Regions from separate parts of the Homo sapiens genome. Here region 2 is linked to region 1. A link is an interaction called in ENCODE POLR2A ChIA-PET data of the cell type or tissue named here. Cell type or tissue: Panc1. All regions are shown on one strand. Each heading gives the region's core, and the rest is flanking DNA. Links, peaks and the distances in the headings are about the cores only. Region 1 has its middle 12 kb from the start of ALPP. Region 2 has its middle 5.0 kb from the start of MIR1471.

Region 1 (5,379 bases), core at 245-5,244:
CTGCCTAAAAAAAAAAAAAAGAAACAAAGAAAGAAAGAAAGAAAAGAAGGTGCTAAATATATTTTATTTTTATTTTATCAACACATTTAAAACTAGCCTATTTATCAAAGATATAGTTAGATCATGTGAACTAAAAGGTATTTGGGTTCATTTTTATGTTATATATGTATACATGTATTTATATATGTATGTGTGTATACATGTATGCATATACATACATAGATATGTGTGTGTATATATCTGTGTGTGTATATATAATATATGTAATATATATTATATATGTTTTATATATATATATTATATATATATTTGAGATAGGGTCTCGCTGTCACCCAGGCTGGAGCGCAGTGGTGCAATCACAGCCCACTGCAGCCTCTATTTCTCGAATTAAAGTGATTCTCCTGCCTCAGCCTCCCCACTAGCTGGGACTACAGGCACACGCCACCAAGCCCAGCTAATTTTTGTATTTTTTTTTTTTTGTAGAGATGGGGTTTTGCCATGTTGATCAGGCTGGTCTGGGACTCCTGAGCTCAAGCAATCTACCCACCTTGACCTCGCAAAGTGGTGGGACTAAAGACGTTTGACACTGCACCCGGCCTACATACATATTTTTTTTAGAGATGGGGTATTGCTGTGTTGCTCAGGCTGGCCTCGAACTCCTAGTCTCAAGTAATCCTCCTGCCTCAGCCCCCTGAGTAGCTGGGAATACAGGCATGCTCCACCATGCCCTGCTCACTATATATTTTAACAAGTTTAATTTATCTTTTTTTTCTTTTTTTGTTTTTTTAAGACAGAGTCTCGCTCTGTCACCCAGGCTGGAGTGCAGTGGCATGATCTCAGCTCACTGCAGCCTCTGCCCCCGCTGGTTCAAGTGATTCTCCTGCCTCAGCCTCCTGTGTAGCTAGGAATACAGGTGCACACCACCAGCCCCAGCTAATTTTTTTTTTTTTTTTTTTTAGTAAAAATGGGGTTTTGCCATGTGGCCCAGGCTTGTCTCGAACTCCTCACCTCAGCTGATCCACCTGCCTCAGCCTCCCAAAGTGCTGGAATTACAGGCATGAGCCACCATGTCCAGCCACCCCAAATAGAATTTCTTAAGGGATGTCTAGCTGACCATGCCAGATTTCAACTTGGAGACACGACATACGACATGCAAAAACATACATACATAGACAGAAACACAAATAAGACCTTATAGCTTTCATTTTAGAATTGTAGTCATGAGACAGCAAAACATTGTAATGTGGACTCACAGGTTTATAAAACACAGTTGGATCCAAATGAGATTTCTGAGAAAATGGGAGAGGTCCCAAAGCTAAACTTTAAGATTTTCAGGGCCAGGCCCCGTGGCTCATGCCTATAATCCCAGCACTATGGGAGGCCGAGGCGGGCATATCACCTGAGGTCAGAAGTTGGAGACAAGCCTGGTCATGATGTTGAAACCCTGTCTCTACTAAAAATACAAAAAGTAGCCGGGTGTGGTGGTGTGCACCTGTAATCCTAGCTACTTGGGAGGCCGAGGCAGGAGAATCACTTGAACCCAGAAGGCGGAAGTTGCAGTGAGGTGAGATCACTCCACTGCATTCCAGCCTGGGCGACAACAGAGAAACTCCATCTCAAAAAAAAAAAAAAAATTGTCATTTGTCTTGATAAGCAATCTTATGAGGGCAGCAACCAAAACTTTGGGTAAAACAGTTTTCTTTTCTTTTCTTTTTTTGAGATGGAGTTTCGCTCTTGTTGTCCAGGCTGGAGTGCAATGGCTCGATCTCGGCTCACTGCAACCTCAGCCTCCAGATTCAAGCAATTCTCCTGCCTCAGTCTCTCAAGTAGCTGGGATTACAGGCGTGCGCCACCACACCTGGCTAATTTTGTATTTTCAGTAGAGACAGGGTTTCACCATATTGGTCAGGCTGGTCTGGAACTCTTGATGCCAAGTGATCCACGTGCCTTGGCCTCCCAAAGTGCTGGGGTTACAGGCATCAGCCACCGCGCCTGGCAAGCAGTTTAGTTTTCTGGTTTTTATTTTAATCTCTTTGAGCCCACCTTTATCCTTTTTCAGTTTCAAATGAGATTAAGGATTAAATACTAACTGTTTAATTTTAGCTAGGACTGGCTGGATTTTGTACAAGAAACAAAATCTCCTAGCAGTTTTGAAAAGTCCAATAACAAATTTCTCTTCTGTTTGCCACTCTCAGTTGCTTGACAGCTCCGTGCCGGTGGGAAGCATTTTAGCAGTTCGTTCAGCTCTTCCTGGCCCCTGTGTAGCAGAGAAGCAGTTTTTATGCCAGAAACAGAGATCCTTTTCATTATTGCTCTGAGCTCATGATTTTGACCTGTTTAATCTGGGTGCCTAACATTTATAAACATTTCTCTCATTCTGTTCTTTTCTAATATCAATCCTTCCGTGGACTGTTCCATCACCCGAAGCAACTGTTAGGCAAACCTGAATTTACATTTCCAAAAGGTCTCTAGGTTGTTGTTTGCCACGGAGCTGTTGTAATTTATAGAGCCATTAATTTGAAAGCCCTTCAAGACCCCTTCCTTAGTGGTTTTTATGTTGGCTGGAGTGTGATATTATCAGTTTATCTTAATGCCAGCAGAAATGTCAGCAGATTCCAAGTAGGCAGAAAAGAGAGAGACAGAAGTAGACAACTTAGAAGGCTCTCCATTTAACTTTGTAGTTGGCAGTTTAAAAATTCAGTATTAGGAAAAAGCAAATTTGAGGAGTTCAAATGATTCCAATGATGGCCATTGATTTTGAAATGTGCACAGGGAAAGCCATGTAGCTGCCTGGAGTCCCAGAAAATCTGGCACGCCTTAGTGTCTGAGAATGCCATTCCATTTCTTTTTCATCTCTGAGAAGCAAAGAAAATCCTATAAACCCTGTCAGGGACTGTCAGGAGTCTGGACCAGTGTTTTAGATGGTGGTGACACCCTGGGTTCTTTCAGTTGGCTTTCTCACACTCACCATATGTGTATTTTTTGAGACAATTCTCACTGTTAAACAGGCTTTAGTGCAGTGGCAGGACCACAAGTCATGGTAGCCTCGACCTCCTGGGCTCAAGCAATCCTCCCACATCAGCCTCCTGATAGCTGGGACTACAGGTGGGAGCTGCCACACCCAGCTAATTTTTGTGTTATTTGTAGAGGTGGGGTTTCATCATGTTGCCCAGGCTGGTCTCCAACTCCTTAGCTCAAGCCATTCTCTCACCTTGGCCTCCCAGAGTGCAGGGATTACAGACAGGAGCCACCTCGAGGGGCCGACCCTCACCGTGTGTACGTGTGTTTTAACATTTCCTATGGTGCTAAACTATTTATGTTTATTTTTGCTGTGGGATGATCAGAAGATGTTCAGGAACAAGCAAGAAAAAAAAATGAGCCAAATCATTTAAAGACGTGGGAAACCAAACCAAAATCAAACCCAAATCAGAATGCTCACAAAATTTCAACCAAGGTGTACACATCAAACATAATATTCAGTCAGGCATCCAGAACCAAAAGTGAATTCACCAGGAAAGACTTGCCTCATGGACAGAACATAAATTCTTTAGAACTCAGAGTCCTCAAACCAGAAGGGCACTGCTCTTTACACCAGAAAGTGCTTGCCAAAAGCAAAGAAGCAAAAAAAAGAAAGAAAGAAAGAAAGAAAGAAAGAAAGAAAGAAAGAAAGAAAGAAAGAAAGAAAGAAAGAAACCCAACCTTTATACCCTCAGGAGGGATGCAAGGTCCTTTGTTTAAGGGAGCCTTATAATCAAATCACATCCAGGATAAAGTAAAAAGGAACTGACCAAAGGGAGGGAATCTGGGTATTTGAGGAGATTCACCAGAACAGAAAAGCAACTCCTGGAAAGGCAGTCTGCGGGGGGCTCAGTCAACACTGCGTTAGATTCCAGGACACGCTGATTCATCCAAGATGAATTCACTTCGGTCCCACTTCTGGCTCCGCTATGTGACACTGCATAACAAATACAGAAAGACTCTAAAATAAAATGAACTTTCTTTGGAAATAGGTATTGCTTGGGAATAAGCAGGCCATAGGAAAGCACGTGTGAATTTAGGGAGGTGAAGGAAGACAAAGGTTTTTAAAGGAAAATGGAGGAGGATCACAGGATTGTTTTGAGATATTTATCCTTGGCTACAAGGATCAAGGATATGCGTGGCACCAGTCTGAGGATGGACGGGTGGTTGCTGGGCAGATGTCCTTGCAGAAATATTTTTCGATGAAAGGTTAAGAAGGCCTTTGTGCAAGGTGGAACTGGGCCTGGACCACTGGCATCACCCACTCACCCACAGCCTCAGCTTCCCTTTTGGAGACACTGCAGGGGAGCCAAGGAGCTGGGCCTCGGACCCCTCTTTATTGGCAGTCTGTGCAGGGTGACCAGGACTGTGTGGTCACAGGCTAAACCCAAGTCACCTCCTATTGGCCGCGATTGCTGTGCTCTGGGTCAACTGTGCATTGGTACCATGGGGGCCGCACTCGCAGCCCCAAGCCTTCTTCTGGCAGGGCTCTCCGTTGCTCTCCCTGGATCAGGAACTGGGGGAAGTGAGCGAGGCCAACCAGAAGCCCAGACGCCCTGGGGAGACCTCATCCTGGACAGGCGTTCCCAGGAGTACAAGGAAGCTCCCTGGTGAAGGTGCGCAGGCGCTGTGCGGGCAGCCCAGGCACTCCATCAGGGCCCCCTTATCCTTTAGGAGGAGTCCTCCCCGGCCGGTGCTCCAGGGCTGTGGGCTGGGGCATGACGGCCCCCAGCTGCGTAGCTCCAGCCCCTTTCTAGCCGGCTGGTGGGCAGCTCGTAATGGGGACGCGGGATCCGAAGGGACCCCTCCCGGGAGTACCCGCTGCCCTTACTGGTCCTGGGACACGGCTGGACCCCTCGGGCTGGCAGCTCGGCGGCAGAAAAGGCAGCGGGCGCTGGGAGACAGCGGCTGCCCACGCAGTTCTGCTCAGGCTCAGGCTCTGGTTTCGAGCGGGCCCGCTAGTCCTGGTCCTGCTCGAGTGCGCACCTGCGGGGTAAATGGCGCCGAATCCCTGCAGCCGTTGCCGCCATCGCGGCCGCTGCGCGGAGCCTCCCGGCTTCGTCTCCTTGCGCCCCGCGGGAGGTGAAACTTCACCCAAGTTTGGGTTCTGGGGAGAACGTATTGAAGCCGGGAGTGGCTCGGGTCGGGGTCACAGACTGGGAATGGGGGTGGGTGGGGGGACGGAGCCGGTCTCCATCAGGGCCGTCCAGGGGGTGGGCTGTGTATCCACGACCCTGGGGCGTTGGCGCTCGCCCCTGGGGAAGGAGCGGGTGGGCTGTCGGGCCACCGAGTAGAAGGAGCCAGCGATCGGGGTTGAGTGGTAGATCCTGCGGACTTCCGCAAGGACAAAGTTTGGTTCTT
Region 2 (5,379 bases), core at 198-5,197, 490 kb after region 1:
CAGCCTTTTTTTTTTTTTTTTTGAGACAGGTCTCACTCTGTTGCCCAGGCTGGCATGCAGTGGCGCAATCACGGCTCAATGCAGCCTCAACTTCCCAGGCTCAAGTAATCCACCTCAGCACCACATAGCTGGAACGACAGGCAGCGCCACCACACCCAGCTAATTTTATTTTTTGTAGAGATGGGGTTTTGCCATGTTGCCCAGGCTGGTGGCACCTTCTTGAAAGGGAAGGGGCTGAGTGTGGTGACTCATGCCTGTAATACCGGCACTTTGAGAGGCCTAGGTGGGAGGATCCCAACAGCCACTCAAGGCAGGAGCCCAGGAGTTCGAGACCAGCCTAGGCCACAGAGTGAGACTGGTCTCCACACAGACAAAAAAACACCACAAAGAAGAGGAGGAACAAAATATAAACTTAACCTCTAGCAGGATACCTTAACATACCTACAATCCCAGGTTTAATTTTCAGGCAAAGCTAGTGAGCATCTTTGTATACTTTAAATTGCAATGTGTGCTTATTGAATTATCTGCTTTTTATCTTGTTTGAATTATATAAAATATTGGCGGTACAGTCATATATTTTATACTTCGACTAGCACAAACATTATTTTATCATATGTCAAAAATAAATTTAGAAGCTCAGCTTCATGCAGACAGCAATTTTGCCTGTTTTGCTCATCTCTGCATCTCCAGGGTCAAGAAAACTGCATGTCCCGCAGTAGACCCTCAAAACATACTTGTTGAAGGAGGAAATTAACCAATTAATTAATCAACTTCACAAATTTTTAAAATACATTAAAATGTCTGTGGTACTATAACTCACAGCTTCCTTGTAATACTAAAGAAGTAATAATACAATGCAGTCATTTTCACATTCCTTTTTAGATATTTAAGCTATCAATTGTGCTTTACCTTGAATAGATTGTTTCATTAAGAAACAAAATTGGAGATTCCTAAGACATTCAATGTATCTTCCCCTGAGACAAGAGCATAATATGTTAGTATCGATAATTCTGAAACTTTTGAAGTAATGGAAATTCATTGAAAAACAAATTAATCATGATGGCCCAAAGAAAACGATAATGTAATAAACATTCAGCAAATTACAAGGTAACCCCTTACTATCTCCATGACATTGGGAAGGTAACATCACTGAATCCAAAACTCCTCATTTGTAAAATGGATAACATCTCACTTTCCTATTTCATGGAATTGCCACGAAGATTAAATGGGATCATGCATGATAGAATTTTGCAACCCTTTGTAAAACATCACTGAGCACTAAGCCTTGCTTAAAAACAATGTGTGGCTGTCTGATTCTACATACCAAAAATGGATATTTTAATTTTTTAAAAAGTCAGTCAGATAAACAATACTCAACCAGATATTTGCTATCATGTGTGTTTCTTTGAGCTCCATTGCTTGTGTTTACGGCCATCTGGATTTCTTCCTCAGTGAATGACTTGTTCTTTGACCATTTTCTCTATTTAAAGTAGCTTTTTATATATTTGGCACATTTACTCCTTGTCTGTCATGTATTTTGCTATTATTTTGCCCAGATAATGTTATTTGCCATATTGAAGTTTTAGATCTTTATTTATATGTATATGTATATATGTATAAATTCAACTAGAACATTATTTTATCATTTAGCCATGCCTAATTTTCTGTTTTTCTTCTTTTGTAGAGACAGGGCCTCACTGTGTTGCCCAGGCTGGTCTCAAACAGTCCTCTCACCTTGGCCTCCCAAAATGCTGGGACTACAGGTATGAGCCACCATACATGGCCAGTCTAAGATTACATCGAGTTTTTTTGGTTTTTTTTGAGACGGAGTTACGCTCTTGTTGCCAGGCTGGAGTGCAACGGCGTGACCTTGGCTCACTGCAACCTCTGCCTCTTGGGTTCAAGAAATTCTCCTGTCTCAGCCTCCCTAGTAGCTGGGATTACAGGCGCCCGCCACCACGCCCACCTAATTTTTTGTATTTTTAGTAGAGACGGGGTTTCATTCTGTTGGCCAGACTGGTCTTGAACTCCTTGTGATACCCTACCTTGTTTTAACCTGATTGTCTCTCTTAGCTGAGAGAGCCAGACAGACTCCATTTTAGTTCCTTCACTTACAGCCCCTTTACCTCCCTCCCTTAAGGGCATAACTGGTGCAAGCTGACTCCATGCACATCCAGGAATGCACTTACTGAGAAGATATTGAGGCAAGCTGAACCAGCAGCTCCTGGGGACGCTCGGTGGATGGCATCTAGAGCCCCTGCCTTTATATCTTTGTGATAGTTTAAGCCCCCTGCACCTGGAACTGTTTATTTTTTCTGTAACTACTTCTGTAACCAATTAATTTTTTTAACTTTTTGCCTGTTCTGCTTCTGTAAAAATTGCTTCAGCTAAACTCCCCCTCCTCTAGTTAGACCACGGTATAAAAAGAAATCTAGCCCCTTCTTCGGGGCCGAGAGAATTTTGAGCGCTAGCCGTCTCTCAGTCGCCGGCAATAAAGGACTCCTGAATTAGTCTCAGAGTGTGGCGTTTCTCTACAACTCGCTCAGTTACAACATCCTGACCTTAGGCTATCCACCTGCCTTGGCCTCCCAAAGTGCTGGGATTACAGGCATGAGCCACCACGCCCAGCTAATTTTGTATTTTTAATAGAGACAGGGTTTTGCCATGTTGGCGAGGCTGGTCTCAAACTCCTGACCCCAAGTGATCCACCGGCCTCGACCTCCCAAATGCTGGGATTACAGGTGTGAGTCACTGAGTCCTGCCATGAATATGCATTTTTTTATTCTTATATGCATTAAAGGATCCTCAGGTAACGCTTATATACATCAAAGTTTGAGAAGCAGTGAAGATAATGATATATGTTTTTTATAACCTTTATCGTATTAATGCAGTAAATTACAGGACCACATTTTCCAAATTTTTAACGACTCTTACACTCCTGTGATAAAACTATGGCTTAAATATTGATGAATAGAATTTGCTAATATTTTATTTAGGATTTTTATGTCAATATTCAAAAGTAAGAAAGATTGATCTGGCTGGGAGGCCTGTAATCCCAGCACTTTGGGATGCCAATGTGGGCAGACCGCTTGGGCACAGGAGTTTGAGACCTGCCTGGGCAACAAAATGAGATCCTGTCTCAACAAAAAATAAAAAATTTAGCTAAGCATGGTTGTGCACCTGCAGTCCCAGCTATTCAGGAGGCTGAGGTGGGAGGATCAATTTAACCCATAAGGTTGAGGCTGCAGTGAGAGGTGATTACACCACTGCACTCCAGCCTGGGTGACAGAGCAAGACCCTGGCTCCAAAAAATAAAAAAAGAAGAAGAAAAGAGAAGAGGCTGGACACGGTGGCTCATGTCTGTAATCCCAGCACTTTGGGAAGCCGACATAGGTGGATCACCTGAGGTCAGGAGTTTGAGACCAGCCTGGCCAACATGGTGAAACCCTGTCTCTACTAAATACAAAAAATTAGCTGTGCCTGGTGGCAGGTGCCTGTAATCCCAGCTACCTGGGAGGCTGAGGCAGGAGACTTGCTTGAACCCAGGAGGTAGAGGTTGCAGTGAGCTGGGATCGCACCACTGCTCTCCAGCCTGGGCAACAAGAATGAGACTCTGTCTCAAAAAAAAGAAAAGAGATTGATCTGTGTAATTTTTTGTGCCAACTTGTCAGGTTTTGGTACCAGGGGTTATTTCTGCATATTCATTTCTAATTGTGTATACTTTTTCATGGTAAAACTTGTCAGGTTTCATATAATAGTATTGGTTGTTTTCAAGGAATAAGCTTCCTTTTCCCTTTTATGTTGACTTCCTATGTATCTTAAAGTCTATTTAAAAAAAAAAAACAATCTATTGGAACTGCTCCTTTTTTAACCACTTCGCACTGTTTCAACTATTGTAGCTCTATGAAATATTTTATTATTTGTTACCAGAAGATTTTGGTAAATCCACTAAACCTTCTAAAACGTCCTTTTTCTTTCCAACTTTCTTGCTCCCTACAGGCTTCTGGTAGAACGTCAGGAGAAAATGACATCACCTTGGAAAGGTCTCCCTTTGAGCTGCTCAGTTGACCAGCGGCTGCTTGCTGTGTAGGTATGCGGGCTCCAGTCTGACAGGCCTGAAACACACTTACCTTCGCAAATGTCTTTACCACATGCTAAGCGCGCCTGAAAAGGAGCCTGGGATTCTGGGATCAACGCAGCCAAGAACACTCTGTCCCATCTTCCATCTTAATAACGAAACGCTGACTGCCTGCTAAAAGATGCACAATTTATTTTAAATATATGAATAGGATGATTGTTTAAAGAGTTCCAGCTGGTTAAATTTAAGTTCCTGCAATAAAACTCTCCTCCGGCATTCTCTGGCTTCGGGCCTCGAAGGGCTACAGGCCCTCTGCTCTGAATTGTGAACTGCGATCTTGCGCGTTCAGGTTTTCCGGTAGTGGCTTTGCTGTTCTAAGTCAAGGCATCAGTGACTACCTTGACCTCAAGAGGACTTCTTCCACTATTTGAGCAACCTGCTTCTAGACCATTCTTGCCAGTTAGGAAAAGTTTTATTCAGTAAAATATTTTCAGTGAACCACTGGACAAAAACCAGGTGGCTGCTTTCCTTTGATCAGAGAAGTCCTCACTCCCTGTATGAGTCTGTTCTCACACTGCTATAAAGAAATACCTGAGACCAGATAACTTGAAAAGAGGTTTCATTGGCTCATGGTTCTGCAGGCTATACAGGAAGCATGAGGTTGGCATCTGCTCGGCTTCCAGGAGGCCTCAGGAAACCTACAATCATGGCAGAAGGTGAAGGGAGAGCGAACACCTCACACGGCCGGAGCAGAAGCGAGAGAGACAGCAGGGAGGTGCCACCCACTTTTAAATGAGCAGATCTCGCGAGAATGCACTCACTCTCACGAGAACAGCACCAAGAGGGAAATCCACCCCCATGATCCAACCACCTCCCACCAGGCCCCACCTCCAACACTGAGGATTATAATTCCACAGGAGATCTGGGAGGGACACAGATTCAAACCATATCTTTCCCCTTCTTCTTTGAATGTATTCGTTTCTTGACATCCACCTGCCAGGGGAGAATGGCCTTCAGGAGCTCGAAGCAGCCACAGGTGTCAAGTCGGGGCTTTCCCAGGCCTCCTTCAGCAGCTTCTCAGGTTCATTAACAAACATGGCCTGGCCTCCAGGTCAGTCTCCGTTAACGCCTCAAGGCTGCCTGGACTCTTCTCTGCCTCTGTTGCCCCTGCAAGGAAACATTCCCTCAGCTTCCAACATCCCCCTTTGTGCCAGGAGTCACCTGGGTCCTGTTAACACAAGGATGGACCAGGGAGGGTGCCCAGAGCTGACATGGGGTGACAAAGGGCACCAGGACTGCAT

The links. Peaks named below come from ENCODE experiments on the same cell type or tissue, not always from the same donor. Only the 100,000 strongest peaks of a DNase experiment are listed, where the experiment ranks them.
Region 2: POLR2A ChIA-PET joins it to region 1 with 8 read pairs; 4 of 35 experiments call an interaction of 5 or more read pairs at or near these places.

Annotation. Positions count from the first base shown.
Region 1 is chr2:232,388,031-232,393,409 of GRCh38, reverse strand. No RefSeq gene overlaps it. Among named protein-coding and RNA genes, the nearest start is that of ALPP, 12 kb to the right of the region's middle. In Panc1, for the core only: no CTCF peak of the experiment used is centred there; no DNase peak of the experiment used is centred there; H3K27ac peaks cover 2,426 bases.
Region 2 is chr2:231,894,657-231,900,035 of GRCh38, reverse strand. No RefSeq gene overlaps it. Among named protein-coding and RNA genes, the nearest start is that of MIR1471, 5.0 kb to the right of the region's middle. In Panc1, for the core only: no CTCF peak of the experiment used is centred there; no DNase peak of the experiment used is centred there.